Linked DNA regions of Homo sapiens: region 2 is linked to region 1. Evidence: read pairs that join two places in POLR2A ChIA-PET (ENCODE). Cell type or tissue: GM12878. All regions are shown on one strand. Links, peaks and the distances in the headings refer to the core of each region. The heading gives the core; the rest is flanking DNA. Region 1 overlaps LOC124903193 (a long non-coding RNA gene). Region 2 has its middle 76 kb from the start of CLDN10-AS1.

What was found. ChIA-PET counts read pairs that join two places held together with the same protein. Peaks named below come from ENCODE experiments on the same cell type or tissue, not always from the same donor. Only the 100,000 strongest peaks of a DNase experiment are listed, where the experiment ranks them.
Region 2: POLR2A ChIA-PET joins it to region 1 with 7 read pairs; 1 of 35 experiments calls an interaction of 5 or more read pairs at or near these places.

What each region holds. Positions count from the first base shown.
Region 1 is chr13:95,384,953-95,389,348 of GRCh38, reverse strand. The region is part of intron 1 of LOC124903193 (a long non-coding RNA gene); the gene reads left to right. Among named protein-coding and RNA genes, the nearest start is that of ABCC4, 86 kb to the right of the region's middle. RefSeq lists a silencer at 2,703-2,822. In GM12878, for the core only: no CTCF peak of the experiment used is centred there; no DNase peak of the experiment used is centred there; H3K4me3 peaks cover 455 bases; H3K27ac peaks cover 1,173 bases.
Region 2 is chr13:95,455,625-95,460,020 of GRCh38, reverse strand. It overlaps a transcript of CLDN10 not described here. Among named protein-coding and RNA genes, the nearest start is that of CLDN10-AS1, 76 kb to the left of the region's middle. RefSeq lists an enhancer at 2,331-2,390. In GM12878, for the core only: no CTCF peak of the experiment used is centred there; a DNase peak (open chromatin) is centred at 2,530; H3K4me3 peaks cover 885 bases; H3K27ac peaks cover 1,381 bases.

The DNA.
Region 1 (4,396 bases), core at 299-4,298:
TGGATAAATTGAAGCCCTTGGGCACTGTTCGTGGGAATGCAAAATGGTGCTGCCACTGTGGAAAACAATATGGAGGTTGCTCAAGTTAAACGTAGAATTACCACATGATCCAGCAATTCTACCTCTGAATATATTGCAACAACAGGATCTCAAAAAGATATTTGCACACCTTTGTTCACTGCAACAGCATTCACAATAGCCAAGAGGTGGAAGCAACTCAAATGTGCATTGATGGTTGAATGGATAATGAAAATGTGGTATGTTCATACAATGGAATAATATTCAGCTTTAGAAAAGAAAGAAATCCTGTCATAAGCTACAACATGGATGAAGCTTGAAGGCATTAAATGAAACAAGCCAATCACAAAAACATAAGTGCTGCATAAAGCCACTCACATGAGATGTATAAAGTAATTAAACTCAGAAACAGAAAAGTAGAGTGGCGGTCTCCAGGGGCCAGAGGGAGAGGAAAAAGGGAAGTTGTTCAATGGGCATAGAGTTTCAGTCATGCAAGATGAAGAAGTTCTAGAGATCTGTTTTACAACAGTATGCTTATAGTTAACAATACTGAAAACTTAAAATTGTTAAGAAGATAAATTTATATTGTGTTCTTTACTGCAATTCCAAAAAAGCAACAGAGGCTCATACTACAACACGGATGAAACTTGATGACATTATGTTAAGTGAAATAAGCCAGTCACAAAAGGACAGATACTGGATGATTCTACTCACATGAGGTACCTAAGAGTAATCAAATTCATAGAGACAGAAAGTAGAAGGGTGGTTGCCAGGGACTAGCAGAAAGGGATAATGGGGAGTTATTTATGCAGGGAAGGGGGAATGGGGAGTTAACAGGTACAGAGTTTCAGTTTGGGAAGATGAAAAAGTTCTGGAGAGGGATGCAGTGGTGGTTGCATAACACTATGAATATACTTAATGCCACTGAAACATAAGCTTAGAATGGTTAAAATGAAAAATTTTATTATGTATGTTTTACTATAATTTTTTTAAAGGAAAAACAAAACAAAACAAAACTGTGGAGGCCCTCCAGAAAGCCTAGATGAGACGATTTATAGATGGCAGAGAAAATACAAAATAGCAGGAAGAAGCGAGGTATAGGCACCACACTCTGCCCATCCCCATCACTTTCCATGTCTGGTAATTCCTTGTCTTGAGCTCATTCGGTTTGGAGCCAGAAAACCTTCTAGATTCCATGAGCACTAGCTTTCCCCCACCACCGCTCCCCCTGTGTTTTTTGTGTGCAGACGTCGTTTTTCTTCTCTTGCAGGAAAGCTTGCCAAACTAAAGAACAGGCAATTAAGAACTGGTGTTGTTAACAGATTATTTCTGTTTTCATTCATAATAACAGAGCTTCCAATTTCAATATGGAAACAACATCTTGATTTCTACAATAAATCCAAAACACAGAAAGAATGGAATTAATTGAAGATCTCCTTTGGCCTTTGCCCAAGTTGGCTGTGGGAGAGTTTGGCAGGGTACAGGAACATCTCTTGGAGAAATCAGCTGACACAAAAAAATCCATGCAGCAGAGCTCCCTAGGGAAGGAGATCAAATGAATTCAGAACTTGATTTAGGCCAGACCTGGTGGCTCATGCCTGTAATCCCAACACTTTGAGACACTGAGGAAGGAGGATCGCTTGAACCCAGGAGTTTAAGACCAATCTGGAAAACATAGCAAGACCCTGTCTCTATTAAATAAAGATAACAAAATAAAACATTTTTAAAAGAAAAAAAATATTGTGAACCTAGACTGGAATAAATATTATACACACACACACACACACACACACACACACACACACACACATATAGTAAAGTAGAGTGGTGGTTTCCAGGGGCCAGAGGGAGAGGCAAAAGGGAAGTTGTTCAATGGGTGTAGAGTTTCAGTCATGCAAGATGAAGAAGTTCTAGAGATCTGTTTTACAACAATGTGTTTATAGTTAACAATACTGAACACTTAAAATTGTTAAAAAGATAAATTTATATTGTGTTCTTCATTGCAATTCCAAAAAAGCAACAGAGGCTCATACTACAACAAGGATGAACCTTGATGACATTATGTTAAGTGAAATAAGCCAGTCACAAAAGGACAAATACTGGATGATTCTACTCACATGAGGTACCTAAGAGTAATCAAATTCATAGAGACAAAAAAATTATATATATATATATAATTGACATGAAGTGTCACTCTTGTTGCCCAGGCTGGAGTGCAATCATGCGATCTTGGCTCACTGCAACCTCTGCCTCCTGGTTCAAGTGATTCTCCTGCCTCAGCCTGCCAAGTAGCTGGGATTACAGGTGCCTACCATAATGCCCGGCTAATTTTTTGTATTTTTAGTAGAGATGGGGTTTTACCATTTTGGCCAGGCTGGTCTCGAACTTCTGGCCTCAAGTGATCCACCCACCTCAGCCTCCCAAAGTGCTGGGATTAAAGGTGTGAGCCACCATGCCTGACCAATAAAATACATTTTTAAAAAGGAAGAAAAATAAGAACTTGATGCAAGGATCACATGGGAACGTGCCAAAGACATTGCTAGTAGCTGCAGCAAAATGCCTCCCACACCGAGAATGGAGAAAAGAGACTCCTACAAACCTCACCAAGGGCTGTTCCTGACTTTGGGGAATGTATCCTACTCACCCATTTATGACCACCTTTTTCCTACAGAGATGTAAGCACCTGATGAGTTCTTCCTGCCCACTGCACAGACAGATCAACCCACTGAGACTGAGGCATTGCAGTAAAGAGTTTAATTGACATGAAGCCAGCACACATGTGAGAACTGGAGTTATTACTCAAATCTGTCTCTCCTCCCTCCCAGCGCCTACCAAAGGTTCAGGTGTTAGAGGTTCTTTTTTTTTTTTTTTTGAGATGGAGTCTCCCTCTGTCGCCCAGGCTGGAGTATAGTGGTACAATCTTGGCTCACTGCAAACTCTGCCTCCCGAGTTCAAGCAATTCTCCTGTCTCAGCCTCTCGAGTAGCTGAGATCACAGGCATGTGCCACCACACCCAGCTGATTTTTGTATTTTTAGTAGAGACGGGTTTTGCCATGTTGACCAGGCTGGTCTCAAACTCCTGACCATAAGTGATCCACCTGTCTTGGCCTCCCAAAGTGCTGGGATTACAGGCATGAGCCACCTCACCCAGCCTAGAGGTTCTTATAGACAATTTAGTGGGCAGAGGGCTAGGGAATGGGCACTGATGATTGGTTGGGGATGAAATCATAGGGGTGTAGGAAAGGGTCCTCATGTGCCAAGTCTACCTCTGGATGGGGCCAGTCACAAAAGGACAAATACTGGATGATTCTACTCACATGCTGAGTCATGACTCACAAGTCTGGGTGGGGTCAGTCTGAAAAACATCTCACAAAAACCCAATCTTAGGTTCTGCAATAATGAAGTTATTTATAGGAGAAATTGAGAAGGTCACCAATCTTGACCCTCTGGCCACATGCCCCTGGAACAGCAAAGGATTATAAAAAGTCCTCCTATCGTGTGACCTCTGGCCATGACCTGAGCAGTAAGGGCTTACAGAAACCACACTTATTTTAGGACCTCTTGTTAGTCTTACAAAGGTGGTTTCAGCCCTGAAAACAGGGAGAGGATTCATTTTAGAGTGGACTGTCATCATCCTTGTTTCAAAGTTAAACTATAAACTAAATTCCTCCCAAAGTTGGCTTAGCCTACACCCAGGAATGCCCAAAGACAGCCTGAAGGTCAGAAGCAAGATGGAGTCAACCATGTCAGATTTGCTCACTGTCATAATTTTGCAAGGGTGGTTTCAGAGATACAGCAAATTCCTCATTGCCTTCCCCAGAAGATCGAGGCTGAGGCCAGCAGAAGATCACCATGCCTCTGCAACCAGCCTCCTGATGTTTGAGTGGACTTATGCCTAAGAGTGGGAGACAATGATGGAGAGAGTTTGAATGAGAGCTCCCAAGCCTCCTAGCAGATCCTCCCCTGTCCACTTCTGCCATCATCTCCGCCCTTCTCTTCCCATCTGCCCTTGTATCCTGCCCGTGGGCTTCAAATGGATTCAGGACTTCTCCAGAGTTCTACCACAGACTCAAAATCATTCTGAAGTGAACTTATACGTGGTTTAAAAGTATGTTTCTTGATATTTGAGCAGCTTTACCCATAAGAGCAAGTGAAGGAGGGGAGGGGACAGAAATGGGATGAGGGTCAGAGGTATTGATTTGTTACTTCTCTCTGCTTTTAAATTGGGGTATGGGGCATGGAACATGATGCAAAAACAATCATCATAGCGTTTTTGCCAGAACCAGGCCCCCTAAAATTGTGACAGGTAGGAAAAGTTGCCATGACCACCCCTCCCAATGCTCTAGGCCTCCCTTAAAATTAGTTTTAATTGTTTGGT
Region 2 (4,396 bases), core at 80-4,079, 71 kb before region 1:
TTTGAACTTGAGAGAGATGATTTAGGGTATCTGGCAGAAGAAATTTCTAAGAAGCAAAGTGTTCAAGAGGTAACTTGGGTGCTCTTGAAAGCATTCAGTTGTATGCATTCACAAAGAGATGATTTGGAATTGTAACTTATATTTAAATGGGAAGCAGAGCATAAAGTTTAGAAAATTTGCAGCCTGACAATGCAATATAAAAGAAAACCCCATTTTCTGGGGAGAAATTCAAGCAGGCTGGAAAAATTTGCATAAGTAATGAGGAACCAAATGTTAGTCACCAAGACAATGGAGAAGATGTCTCCAGGGCATGTCAGAGGTCTTCATGGCTGCCCCTTCCATCACAGGCCTGGAGGCCTAGGAGGAAAAACTGGTTTCATGGGCCAGATCCAGGGTCTTGCTACTTTGTCCAGTCTCAGGACTTGGTGCCCTGCATCCTAGCCATGGCTAAAATGGGCCAATGTACAGCGCAGACCATTGTTTCAGAGGGTGCAAGTCCCAAGCCTTGGCAGTTTACACATTGTGTTGGGCCTTCAGGTGCACAGAAGTTAATAATTGAGGTTTGAGAACCTCTGCCTAGATTTCAGAGGATGTATGGAAATGCCCAGATGTCCAGGAAGAAGTTTGTGGCAGGGGTGGAGCCCTCATGGAGAACCTCTGGTAGGGTAGTGTGGAAGGGAAAGGTGGGGTCAGAGCCCCCACACAGAGTCCCTACTAGGGCATAGCCTAGTGGAGCTGTGAGAAGAGGGCCACTGTCCTCCAGACCCCATAATGGTAGATCTACTGACGGCTTACACCATGCACCTGGAAAAGTTGCAGACACTCAACGCCAGCCTGTGAAAGCAGCCAGGAGTGGGGTTGTACCCTGCAATGCCACAGGAACAGAGCTGTCCAAGGCCATGGGAGACCACCTCTTGCATCAGTGTGACCTGGATGTAGGACATGGCGTCAAAGGAGATATTTTGGAGCTCTAAGATTTAATGACTGCCCCACTGAATTTGGACTTGCATGGGGTCTGTAGCCCCTTTGTTTTGGCCAATTTCTCCCATTTGTAACAGGTGTATTTACCCAGTGCTGTACTCCCATTGCATCTCAGAAGTAACTAACTTGCTTTTGATTTTACAGGCTCATAGGTGGAAGGTACTTGACTTGTTTCAGATGAGACTTTGGATTTGGACTTTTGGGTTAATACTGGAATGAGTTAAGAATTTGGGGGACAATTGGAAAGGCATGATTATGTTTTGAAATGTGAGGACATGAGATTTGGGAGGGGCTGGGGCAGAATGATGTGGTTTGGCTGTGTCCCCACCCAAAATCTCATCTTGAATTGTGATCCCCATAATCCCCATAATCCCTGTGTGTCAAGGGAGAGACCAGGTGGAGGTAATTGAATCATGGGAGCAGTTTCCCCCATGCTCTTCTGGTAATAGTGAGTTTTCACAAGATCTGATAGTTTTATAAGAGGTTCTTCCCCCTTCACTCATCACTTCTCCTTCCTGCTGCCTGTGAAGAAGGTGGCTTGCTTCCCCTTCACCTTCCACCATGACTGTAAGTTTCCTGAGGCCTTTCCAGCCATGCAGAAGCATGAGTTGATTAAACCTCTTTCCTTTATAAATTACCCAGTCTCAAGTATTTCCTTATAGCAATGTGAAAATGAACTAATACAGCCATGATCACCACTGCACTCCAGCCTGGGTCACAGAGCAACACTTTGTCTCAAAAAACAAAACAACAAGAACAACAAAAACACGGAGGCTATTTCTCTACCTCTTGACTCTGTGTTTGGCCATATGACTTGCTTTGACCAATGGGATGTCATAGACATGATACAATCAGAGGTCTACACAACCACTCATGTAATTGAGCTTGTTTTGCTGTGTTTTTGCCATGAAAAGTATATGCTCAGGCAAGCCTACTGTTCTAGGAGGTAGACAGGTAGAGCAGAACCAAGTCACCCCAGCCAACCTCATCTAAGGTCAGCCAACCCCCATTAGACCCCAGGTGCATAAGTTGAGTCCAGTTGAGATCAGCAAAGTCCAGCCTAGATTAGCTGAACTTCACAGGTACAAGAAATGAATGTTCATTATTGTTGTTGACCATGAGGATCTGTGGTTGTTGGTTACATAGCAATTTTCTGACAATAGCTAACTCACAGGTTGACTTATTTTCAACATACCCTAATGAGATGACAGAGATTGCTGCAGATATGCCCAGTGCAGTTTTGGCTTCCTAGAGGGTCTTCAAGAGAGTACACCCTAGAAAAAGGGCAGAAACCATCACTATATACCCAGGCTGCCTCTTCTGTTTGGAAGAGATTCTTATTTGAAAACCATTCATATGCCAGGCTAGTGGCATCCCCAGCGAAACTGAGGGTCAGAAAATAATATCTGATAACTGGGAAGAACTAAGGTCATTTCTAGTTGCAGAGTATCTGAAACTCGAGTAGGAAACTAGAGAATGGAACAAATAGTGGTAGCAACAGGGAATCCCCCTACATCAGTATGTGATTCACCAAGTACAAGGTCAAACAGATAACCACAACTGCTCTGTCAGTTCCCAAGACTGCACAGAACACAGAGCCCCAGCACCTTGCTTTGGTCCTCCCTGAGTTTCTACACACCTGGCTTCTCAACGAAAGAGGATCCATTTGCATACGAAACAAACTCTGCAATGTAGAAGATGGCTGTTTGATCTGAAGCAGATTTTGTAAGCTTGTGCAATGGTAAGAACATAATTTAACTCAACAATTTTTTTTTAGTAACTTATTAATGCTGAAAACTGGAATAATCTCCAGAGATGTGGATGGACTAGGAATTGGATCTGCCTCCATATGCCAGGGTTAAGACATAGTCCTGCTAAAGAAACAAGCAAATGCATACACAACAACAGAGGTGACCAGAAGATGGGTGCAATAAAATGCTTCTGGATCACAGGAACACTTGCGGGACCGAGACGCAACAGGAAGGCTGTGGGAGGAAGTGCTTTTGCAGAGGAACATGATGAGTTTGGTTTAGGACCTATGCTATTTACAGCCTGGCAGAGACTCCATCTGTCTTACATATTTGTACATATCAGCTCCATCTTTTTCCTATTTCTCATTCTGCTTCAATCCTGCCTGCAAATTTAAATCTCCCTTGGAGAATAGACAAAATAACTTGCTTTTTTGTGATCTGTCTTTACAAACAAAGCAAAATGCCTTATGCATAGGAGATGCCTAATGAATGTTTTCATTTTGTTTTTGTTTCATTTTGTTTTGTTTCGTTTTGTGCAGGGTCTCCCTCTGTAGCACAAGCTGGAGTGTAGTGGCATGATGACAGTTCACTGCAGCCTTGAATTCCTAGGCTCAAGCAATCCTCCCATCTCAACCTCTTAAGTAACTGAGACTAAGCTGTGCTCCATCATGACCAGCTAATTTTTTTTTTAATTTTTTGTGGAGACAGGCGTCTTATTATGTTGCCCAAGCTGGTCTTGAACTCCTGGCCTTAAGCAATCCTCCTGCCTCAGCCTCTCAAAGTGCTGAGATTACAAGAGTGAGTCACCATGCTAGGCTGATTTTTGTTGCATGAAGGAATAAATACATATTTGAATATTCTTGGACAGGGGTTTCACCTCTGCTTCCTGGAGTTCCTTAGAGAAAAGTGGGGTGGAATAGGAGAGTAGATATGGGAAAGGGGTTGGGAGATTTGTGGAGACAAGGAACAGACAAGGAATAGGTAAGAAAGCAGCGTTGGCAGAACCCAGAATTAAGATTTTTGTGAAAGTAAAGACAGGGAGTAAAGATGGGAGACGATTTACTTGGATGTGCAGATAGCAAGTGTAGTTTAATACCTACAAGATATGAAATTAAAAGTTTCACCCCAAATGATACACAATTTTATTGCCTCTGGCATCACAATAAATAAAAGCCTCTTTCAGCTTTTTTGTACCTGCCTCTGGCCTGATGCAGTCATTTTTATTGCACTGGATGGCATCTGTATTTATTATCAAACCAGGGGATTTCTGCTAAGTCATCTTGAAGTCTAACTTAGCTAGCACAACATGCTGTTTCATAATTAAATTAAAATTGCAGGATGTTTTGGATTAGAAGAATCTTCCTTCAGCCAGGCCTGAGGTTGGTAAGGGAGTGTGACCTGTATGAAATAGAATTCCCTCATCCAAAACATCCGGAACATTTCACTGGATTAATTTGTAACTCACTGGGAGATTTTTAGTTCAATTTGCTAAAGATTTTCTGTTTCCATTTCTCTTTTCAATTCAGGTCAATATACAGTTATTCAACTCTCTTATTGAAAATGATATGAAAAGTGTTATTGAGTCCAAAGAATAAACAAAATGAAAGGTAAAATGCAAACAAAGGAAGAAATGTAATGAGTGAATAAATAAGTTCTTTCATGAA